Regions from separate parts of the Homo sapiens genome. Here region 1 is linked to region 2. A link is a loop called in an ENCODE intact Hi-C map of the cell type or tissue named here. Cell type or tissue: gastrocnemius medialis. All regions are shown on one strand. Each heading gives the region's core, and the rest is flanking DNA. Links, peaks and the distances in the headings are about the cores only.

Region 1 (5,383 bases), core at 259-5,258, 82 kb before region 2:
TATGATGAAATACTATTTGGCAATAAAAATGAACAATTATATAAGCAACAATTGTTGATACAAGCAACAATTTATATAAATCTCCAGACAATTATACTGAGCCTATAATTCTGTCATAAAAAGGTTATATACCATACGATCCCATTTATATAAAATTTTTGAAATGATAAAATTTTAGAAATGGAAGACAGGTTAGTAGTTGCCAAGGGTTATATACGGTGTCAGATGAGAAGGAGTTGATTTTGCTTATAAAAGGAGGAATGCATCTTGTGTTTTTGGAAGTGTTTACCATCTTGACTGTGGTGGTAGATAACATGAATCTATACAGGTGATAAAATTGTATGGGATGTAATACACACACACACATGCAAATACATGTAAAACGAGAAGTCTGAATAAAATAAGTGGATTGTATCAATGTCAGTATCCCAGTTGTGATACTGTACTATAGTTTTGCAAAGTGTTACCTTTGGGGTAACCTGGGCAAAGCATACAAGGGATCTCTCCATATTCTTATAACTGCATGTGAATATACAATTATCTCAATAAAAATTTCAGTTACCAAAAAAAGTCTAAGTTAGTATCGAAAAAAGCAGCTATTTGATAAGATGAATTAAATGATCCTGCAGGGAAAAAAGAAACATGCATTAGATTGTCAGTTCTTAACATGATTCATGAACCAGTAGTGTTATTTTAAAAAATTTGTTTTAATCAAAGCATAACACACTGAACAGAGTGCCCAAAACATAAATATAACTTATAAAACTTGTGGGTGAATATCCATGTAGTCACCCAGCAGTAATATCATTTCATAAATGTTAATATTGAGGGGAATTTTCATTGAGTATATTTTCCTACCTCATTAAAAGCATTTAGATGCAACCAGGGTTGGACTATTTCTTAAAAAACAAAACAAAACCCAAGGAACTAAAACCTAAACTAGATGAAGATTTAAAGTGAGGGTATTATTGGATAAAAACAGATTTAATTACTTATTTCAAGCTTGAAAGGGGGCTGATAAATAATGTAATTATCCTTTTCATAAGATTTAAAAGAATTGGCATCAAACTTGCTCCACAAGTTTAGGTATAGAATTGCAAGCCAGTTTTTCAAGGTGGAAAGAGGAATTTGGGAATGAAAAGGAAGTACTTTATATAGAGTTTAATAACATACAGAACTTACTAACTCAAACAATATATTAAGTTGGGTTATAAGAAATCGCCCATAGTTAACTGCTTTGACCTACAAAGCAGTTCATGTGGTTCAACCTAGTAAAAAACAGAAGATCCAAAAGGGCTAGGTAGATACATGCATACGTGGATAATAGATTAATAATGGATTTTTAAAGGAATTTAAGAAATCCATTTAATCCATATGTGTGTTTAAGGATTGGTTGGGTGTTGAAATTAGGTAAGTTCCCATAACCCCTGAGCTGCTTTCTCACCTGACAAAAGAAAAGTATACCCTTTACGGATGCTGAATTTATTGTAGTGCAGTTTTCAGGAGGGTAAAAATCTCTAGGTATCAACTGAAGGGACAGTTTAAGTTACTGGTTTTAATGATTAATCTGACCATTAGAAACCTGCCCAGTGATTATTTTTCCTTGGCTTGTACATATTTTTGTTAAGAGTAAAGTATGGGGCGGGCGCGGTGGCTCACGACTGTAACCCTACCACTTTTGGAGGCTGAGGTGGGCGGATCACCTGAGGTCAGGAGTTCGAGACCAGCCTGACCAACATGGAGAAACCCCGTCTCTACTAAAAATACAAAATTAGCCGGGTATGGAGGCGCATGCCTGTAATCCCAGCTATTCAGGAGGCTGAGGCAGGAGAATCACTTGAACCCGGGAGGTGGAGGTTGCAGTGAGCTGAGATCGCACCATTGCACTGCAGCCTGGGCAACAAGAGCAAAAACTCCATCTAAAAAATAAAAAATAAGTAAATATGGTTCTTGTGCCATAGATATTTTGGTCTATGTTAGGATGTTTTCAATTTAAATGCAGGGGTTGTTACCCAATGTTTGATAAAAGAAATAATTTACAAAGAAGCTATAATAGCTCTAAACTAGTATATGCCTAATAGAATGTCTCTCTCTCTCTCTCTCTCTATCTATCTCTCTCTCTATATATATATATATATGTGTGTGTATATATATATATATAAAGTCAAAATTTGCAAAATTAGAAGGGGAAATTCATCAAAGATATAATCATTGTGGGAGATTTTCTTAGTAATGAATAAACACAAGAAGAGATAGAAAATTTGAATAATTTAATTCACAAATTTTAACTAATAGACACATGTAAAACCACATATGTGTTTGGAAACTGGTTTTATGATAGAATAAGATGTAGTTTCCAAACTCTGCGCTGAGGTAACATGGGGCTCCACAGTGACCTGAAAGGGTCTTTGGGATATTTCAGTTTTGAGAGAAATACAGTGACATCTTTCAGACACCACAGAACTATTAGATCTCGAGGTAGTCCACAGTTTAAACACTTAAATAACACTACATTCCTTTCTACAATTATTTTATCTAAGAGTGAAATAATTTTTTCTTTTAGTTTATTTGTTTTTCTTTTCTTTTTCCCAAATGACTACTTTGGCGTACACTGTGGACTGAGAAAGTTTGGGAACTTCTGGTATAAAGCAGATGTCAGCTAATTTCAGTGTATTGTACATACATGTTCTCTGACTTCAATGTAATTAAATTAGAAATCACTGAATAAGACAGTTACAAAAACCTCATAGTTGTGAACGTTTTAAAGTATGTCTGAATATATTGAATATATTGAGTATAAAAGAAATCTTAATGGATTCTAGGAATACCTAAAAATGAACAGTAGGAAAACTATTATATGTCAGAACCTGTAGAATACAGTTAAAGTGGTAATTCAGGAGACAAATTTATAGCAAGTAGAGAGAAGGAACAACAACAAAATACCAGGAATTTTAGAAGTCTTATTAATTTAAATACAGCATAAATTTAAAAACATGAGTGCATCATCTAGTTTTTTGCTTCATAATACACCACTCCAAACTATGTAGCTTAAAACAATAGCCATTTTATTGAGCTAACAATTTTGTGGGTTGGCAGAGTGGGTTTTCTGGCACAGGCCAGTTCAACTGTTTTCTGCAGGCTTCCCTTACTGTCTCTGGTCAGCTGACAGGGTTGGTTGGTGACTAGATGATCTAACATGGTCTCAGGTAACTTGGCTGGGACTTGTTTGTTGTCCACACAGTCTTATTCTCCATGGCTCAGTGTTCACAAGGTGATTTCAGGAAAAAAGTTGCAAAAGAGAACCTGTCCCTGATGTGTAAGCACTTTTCAAGTCTGTTTGCTTAATGTCCCATTGCCAAAGCAAGTCACACAGCCATGCCTACAGTCAGTGCGGGACTGGATATGGGAAGGGGAATTACTGCCATTTTTGCAAACAATCTACAATTTAAGTATGAGCAAACTTACGCAAATAGGCAAGGCGCAGTGGCTCACGCTTGTAATCCCAGCACTTTGGGAGGCCGCGGCAAGCGGATCACTTGAGGCCAGGAGTTTGAGATCAGCCTGGCCAACACGGCAAAAACACATCTCTACTAAAAATATAAAAATTAGCCAGGTGTGGTGGCGCACGACTGTAATCCCAGCTACTCAGGAGTTTGAGGCACGAGAATCACCTGAACCCAGGAAGCAGAGGTTGGAAGTGAGCTGAGATTGTGCCACTGCACTCCAGACTGGGTGACAGAGCAAGACTCTTGTCTCCAAAAAAAAAAAAAAAAAAAAACACCACAGTGGGTGCTTAATGAAGTGTGTGTGTGTAAAAGCCAGCCAGGAAATTTTGTTACCGAAGCCAGAATGTGACCCTTGTCATTGGTTTGCAGTATGCACATTTAATTCATATTATCCTTATGTGTTCAGTATTTGTTTCATAATTGCCTAATAAAGTTGAAGTAGTTTTAATGGATTTTTCATTAACAGTAGTCCTTATGACTTCTTAAGCATTTATTGGTTGCCTTTCAGAACAAAAGAGATGAACACTTATTGAAAAAGAGAAATGTTCCCCAAGAAGAAAGTCTAGAAGATTCAGATGTTGATGCTGATTTTAAAGCAGTAAGTTACCATGTTTTAATAGTGATTTTAAAATAATTTTTATAGTAACTGTGAGAACTTCATTTTTAATATAAGACCAACTTTATAATGATAATGAAAGTATATTAACTCAGGTACACTGTTTAATGAATGTAATTTTGTTAATAAACTCTGCTGAACTATTTTTTTTTTCTTTTTAAGCAAAATGTAACCCTAGAAGCTATATTGCAGGTATGTTACTAAATTAATACTCTCGTTTTGAAGTATTTTGAAATTGATTTTTTTTTTTTCATTTCTGAAATTTACATTTGGTATTGCAGAATGCCACAAGTGATAACCCAGTGGTCCAATTGAGTGCTGTCCAGGCAGCAAGGTAAATACTAATTTGTCTAGAGAGAGAATTATGTCATTCCTCAGTTGTGTTACCTGGTAGTCTAGAAGTTAATATGTTGTTATTTCTTTTCACAGTTTGAAAATTATAGCAATTAATTTCTCATATTTATTTTCCTAGAAAACTGTTATCCAGTGACAGAAATCCACCGATTGATGACTTAATAAAATCTGGGATTTTACCAATTCTAGTCAAATGTCTAGAAAGGGATGATAAGTAAGTATGGATTTTACTCCCTATTCAGTTTTTTTCAGTTAACTTAAAAGTTTGGATTATTACTTAACCAGTGAGTTCAGTTTGGTTTTGTACTTATGATGTTTTTCAATCGTCATATATTTTAATTTAATTTTCTTATTCTGTGATCATATTTAGCAGACCCAGAGTGCTTCTCGTTTTCATTTCTGAAGGATGTGTATGTTTTCTAGGAAATTTTTATCTCCTGTTTATTGCCTGTTTTAACTTATCTCAAATATTTATAGTCTTTATTAGGATTTTTTATTACTAATATTTTAAAACAACCCAAATAATGTTTGAGTCACTCTTTGCTTATGAGCCTATATATAGATTAACCTCATGACTAAGTCAACATGGATGGTTTCCAGAACTAAGTGGCTCTTTCTTACCCTGGGAATCTTCCAGCTGATTACTGATCCTCTGTGTTGTCTTTAACAGAACTTCATCCATGATAAGTTGTCCAATGTCAGACTTTTTGTTTGCTGCAAATTAAGAATAAGGGGACAGGTTATATTTACCCAGGAGAGAAGGAGTAAAACTCCACTGGATATCTTTTGAGGAACTGGCCCTATTTCCATTTTTGTTTAGTGATATCTCAGTGCTGTGCCTTAAACTTTGTTAATTTGGATTAACTGGGGAGAATATAAGTTTGAACTCCAAAACATATTAAAACAA
Region 2 (5,383 bases), core at 243-5,242:
TTCTCAAAGTTTTGATGGAAATCAAAATGAAAAAGTTTGGAGAAGAATCATTTGTTTTTCATTATTTTAAAGTTATTAAAATCCATGTGCTGTTTTTCTTGTTTGTTATGAACACTTGAGTTTGACTCTAAAGAGAAGTTATTTATAAAGAGAATAATTGGGCAAAGCCTTGCATGAGAAAAGGTTAACTGTTATTATCCTTAATTGTTATTAAATGCCCTCTGGTCAGGAGCAGTGGTTCACACTTGTTATCCCAGCACTTTGGGAGGCCAAGGCAGGAGGATCACATGAGGCTGGAAGTTCAAGACCAGCCTGGGCAACACAGTGGGACCCCATTGCTACAAAAACTAAAAATAAATAATTTTTTAAATAAAAATAAATAAATGCCCTCAAGGTTACAGGCAGCAGCTGGCGGGCCTAAGGTGTGAGCCAACCTTCTCCACCCACTTCCCTTTTGAGGGTTCTCCACCTTCTCTCTTCCCTTTCTACTGCCTTAAGTGCCACCTTGAGATCTGCAGACCCCAGACCTAACAAAATCCACTTCTTACCAGTGTAGGAAACAAATCACACCCATTCACTAACATCAAGGAGTTAGTAACGGATAATGATTTGATGTATTACCCTTCCTGCATGTATTTGCATTAAAAAAAATTATTACGCAAATTGACATGTTCTTTGCTGAAAAATGAAAAATTCAGATAAGCAAAAAATAATAATGATTACCTCCAGTATCATCAGACAGAACCACAGTTACCTGTTACAAAGTTAGTTTCTTTTTTTTCTTTTCTTTCTTTTTTTTTTTTTTTTTGAGACAGGGTCTCACTCTGTCACCCAGGCTGGAGTGCAGTGGCATGGTATCGGCTCACTGCCACCTCAACCTCCTGGGCTCAAGTGACCCTCCCACCTCAGCCTCCCAAGTACCTGGGACGACAGGCAAGCACCATCAAGCCCGGCTAATTTTTGTATTTTTTTATATAGACAGGGCTTCATCATGTTGCCCAAGCTGGTCTCAAACCCCTGGGTTCAAGCAATAGGCCTCCCAAAGTGCTGGGATGACAGGTGTGAGCCACTGCTCCTTGCCATTGTTTCTATTTTTCAAACTTTTTTCTGTGCATATATTAACATTTTGGGGAGACTCCTGAAGAAAGACTTTCTCCCCCTTCCTTCTTCCCCTCTTTCTTCCTTGGCCTAAACTTATCGTTCAGGAAGCAGCAGTTCTACGTGTACACACAAAACCAGCTGTGAAGAGTATTACGGAAAAGGCCCCATTCTTGAGAATTTCATGTGCTTACAGAGGTTTATAGATAGCAGTGATCATTTGTTTTTGGAAACAAAATGTTTCCTTAGATGCTGATAATGATACAGATCAAGTTGACATCTTAAAATATCTGACTGGCCACCTCCCAGCTCTTAAAAAGAGATCAAGTATTTTGATCATGCTACAGCATTAGGTCATAGGGGTGTAATCCCTTGTCTTCCAGAAGCCTTCCCTGGGTCCCTGAGGAGTTGGGAGGGAGGCATTCTGAATTCTCAGTCTTTGTCTATGTTGCTGAAGTGGCCCTGGGTGGCATTCCGTTGGAATTTTTGTACATTCACCTTCCCAACTCCACAGGAACCTCTCAAAGTCACACTTAGAATCCTAGAATCTTACATTACTTAAAGGGGCTTTGGAGAGGTCCAGTTTATAGACATAGAAACTGAGGCACATGGGTCAGATTACCTCCCCAAGGCCACATAGCATTTTTTTTGAGACAGGATCTCACTATGTTGCCCAGGCTGAAGGGCAGTGTTGCAATCACAGCTCACTGCAGCCTCAATCCCAGGCTCAAGGGATCCTCCCACCACAGCCTCCTGAGTAGTTGAGACATATGCCACCATACCTGGCTAATTTTTTAATTTTATGTAGAGATGGGGTCTCACTATGTTGTGTAAGCTGGTCTCAAACTCCTAGGCTCAAGCAATCCACCCACCTTAGCCTCCCAAATTTTTGGATTTTTTAATGCTCTAAAACAATCAACATAAACACATTTCTGATCATTTGGGTCTATTTATTATACTTGAGTGACCACTGAATTTTATTCTTCACTTTTTTGTCTATGAATGGTCCTGTTTGTATTTTTCACTGGTTGGACCAAGTCACTTACAATGCAGTGCTTTTTCTAGAGAGAGAGGTAACAAAACAAAGGAGACTCTCAGGGGTCGCTGCTTTTTCACATTTGAGCAACACTACACTGCAACACATCGCTTCGTGTTCCCCACTATGGTGTGTTTGTTGATGATGCATTTTAATAATAAGTAAATTAGAAATTCTGCCTTTGCCTCTCATTTATGATACATGGTATTGTGCTGAGAGTGAAGATGAACAGATCTTTGGCATTTTGTGGTTACCTTTTGGGAGTGGGACTGATTTCAGTCCCTGGGGGTAGGATCTAATTGCTAAGAACTGGAAGCAGGAAACCGATTTCACAGGTTTGCCCCTGAGCGCCCCTGGTTTGAACAGTCTCCATACATTCAGTCCCTGTCCTGACATCTGATCACCAATATCCATGATCCCTTTAACACTGACATCTGGTGGCCCTGGAGTAGTAGGACAGTCGTTGGGCGGCTCAGCTGTGGTTTTGATGAGATGACCTTATTCTATATAATAAAGCAGGTGGCTGTCGCGGCACAGGGGCCACCGCCCTTTCCCCAGGACCCCCTCCAGTGACTCACTCCCTTCCGCTTACCCCACACCCACTTAGCACTTCTGGCCCCAGAAGCCTCCAAGCAGGTCCTGTGTCCTCTGAACACACTCCCTCGCCCCCCTGCCCCGCCCCCCCCCACCCCCCTGCCCCCCCCCCCCCACCCCCAGCAGCAGGCAGGCTCTTGATGGTGGCCTGGGTGGGAGGAAGGGAACTGATCCCTTGGGTCTGTGTCCGCTGCCATGTTGGCCCGGATTCTGGTGCTAGATGGCCAATGATTTATTGCCTCCCAGGGCAGCAGGTGGCTGGGGTATTTTTAGTGTCTAAAGCCTTTAGGGGAAGGGTTGGGAGGGGGTGGGGGCAGCCATGAGGTCTGAGAGAGTTCACTCTTCCAAGGTTTCAGTTCAAAGCCTCTAGACGGTGGGTCTCCACCCTTACCTCCTTCATGCCTTCCAGCTCTGGGTAAAGGGGTACCCACTTTCAAAATCACACTTCTGTCTTCTTGCGTCTACGTGCCTTTTTCTAGTCAGCTCATAAACACGCGCTAGAGAGGGTGATCCCTTTGGGATGCCAAATTGTTGGGTAGCTAGGAAAAGGACTGGCTGTGATTGGCACCCCATGTGTGTATTCACTCCACTCCAAAGCACTTTTCTGCTCACTGCATTATCTGATCCTCGCTATAATCTCATGAACCCCATGGACAGGGATTATCGAAGAGCCTGGCAACAACAAAAGGTGAGCGGCCTGCCCAGTGCCATGGGGAACAGTGGCAGCCAGGCCACCTGCGAAGCGTTGGGGGGGGAGCCCAGAGCCCAGGCTGTGCCACCAGGAAGTGCTGAGTTACAACTGCCCCTTGCCAGGGGGAGACTTGACAAGATATGTAACTGCCCTCATCCTCAGCCTCTGCACCCCAAAAACTGCGACTCCTAGTGCTTAGCACGTAACGTTGTGAGGACGAGCATGTAGTAAACACTCAATATAACTGTTCTTGTCTATTCCAGCTCACACATTTAGTGGCTTTGCATCTGTCCATGGTACAGGCCCTGAATATAGGACAGTCTCAGAACTGTAAAACATGCCAGGGCGCTCAGGACTAGAGCAGAACAACTGGCCGAAACCTGCGGCTCCTGAGCTGGGCACATCACAGAGAATAAAATATAAAAATGTAAAAGCTGTGCATCCAGAAGCTTCGTCAATCAGACAGCCTGAGACTGGATTTGCGTTCCTTTCACTCTGGAATGACTTGGTGGTGTTAAGTGTGTGATGCCTTGGCCTTAGCAACCCTGTGTTTTCTTTCTTTCTTTCTTTCTTTCTCTCTTTTTTGAGATGGAATCTCCCTGTGTCACCCAGGCTGGAGTACAGTGGCACAACCTCGGCTCACTGCAATCCCCACCTCCCGGGTTCAAGTGATTCTCCTGCCTCAGCCTCCCGAGTAGCTGGGATTATAGGTGCACGCCATGATGCCTGGCTAATTTTTGTATTTTTAGTAGAGATGGGGTTTCACCATGTTGGCCAGGCTGGTCTTGGACTCCCGATCTCAGGTGATCCACCCATCTCAGCCTCCCAAAGTGCTGGGATTACAGGCGTGAGCCACCATACCCGGCCCCCTGGCTTCCTTTCTAAGGATACATTCTGCCTGTGCTTCAGAGAAGAGGGGTTTTCATCAGCTCCTGGATGGAATGGTGTCGGCACCAGGGAACCCCCACTAGAGACCTGGAGAAATCAGGGAAATGAAATGACTGAGTCCTCTGTAGCAGGTGAGTGGGGACAGGCTGTGATTGTAAGTTGTCAGCTCCTGCATTTGCCCCAAACAAGCTGGGCCAGAACCCCCGGGGTTCACCTTCCCACAGCAGCTGCCTCTACCATTTCCAGAGCCTGACCAAGGAATGCGACTCAGGGTGCTGGGCTGATGGAGAAGGGCTGCTGTAGGTTTGATCTTGGCTTTGCGTGGGCCTGTCAGCATGCTACAGGTCTGGGGGCCACTGAGTCCCACCCCTGCTGGGTGCCTCTGTACCTTATAACTGGGCCTCTGCCTACATTTCTGTCTTGTTAACACTTCAGTTTTTCATGAGAGCAGAGCCTGTCTCAAACCTCAGTTCATTTGCCTGTTGGCCCCAAAACCCTAATTAGCCCTAGCCAGTGGAAAGGGGTTGGCAGTGATGGTAAAGATGTGAAGATACAAGGAACCAGGTGCTTTTCCTGTTAGTGCCGGCCCTGACTGACGCCGACCCCTACTCTGGAAAGGGTTGTCAGTAGTTCTCTAGTCCAGTGTTAAGTTCTGCATAGAAAGGGTTCCATGGTCATGATCAAACACTCTGTCACCATCTCCCCCACATGCCATGCCTTAGAGATTGGATATTCCCATAATCATATGAAGGGTTTTGAGATGTCCTGCATTGGAGAAACTTGTTTAGTGTCATTGAATCCAGCATTTCTCAAGCATGTTGGACCAAGGAACCCTCTTTTCAGGTCAGTTCTTTACATCCTTCAGAAGTAGTGTTTCACAGAACCTACCTTGAAAACAAGGCCCAAACCAGGCCACAGCCACCTCGTGACAGCTATCAGCTGCTTTGACTTGTGGCTGCACTCCACCCTAGATGGCATCTCCTTAGATGCTGAACCCTGCTGAAATAGAACCTGAGGTCATTGCATCACGAGCCAGCACAGCCTGGCCCATCTTCCTAGCCCTAATCCCACTCAGC

Evidence for each region. Peaks named below come from ENCODE experiments on the same cell type or tissue, not always from the same donor. Only the 100,000 strongest peaks of a DNase experiment are listed, where the experiment ranks them.
Region 1: a loop joins it to region 2, with 7 times the contacts of the local background. A loop is called at or near these places in 1 of 110 quality-filtered maps.

Annotation. Positions count from the first base shown.
Region 1 is chr13:49,731,678-49,737,060 of GRCh38, reverse strand. KPNA3 (karyopherin subunit alpha 3) reads left to right here. Exons shown (of 17, transcript NM_002267.4): 3 at 4,015-4,104; 4 at 4,285-4,314; 5 at 4,404-4,456; 6 at 4,595-4,690. Among named protein-coding and RNA genes, the nearest start is that of EBPL, 43 kb to the right of the region's middle. In gastrocnemius medialis, for the core only: no CTCF peak of the experiment used is centred there; a DNase peak (open chromatin) is centred at 3,380; H3K27ac peaks cover 3,676 bases.
Region 2 is chr13:49,650,077-49,655,459 of GRCh38, reverse strand. No RefSeq gene overlaps it. Among named protein-coding and RNA genes, the nearest start is that of ARL11, 24 kb to the right of the region's middle. In gastrocnemius medialis, for the core only: a CTCF peak has its summit at 2,573 (motif pointing left); DNase peaks (open chromatin) are centred at 2,609, 2,939 and 3,269; H3K27ac peaks cover 5,000 bases.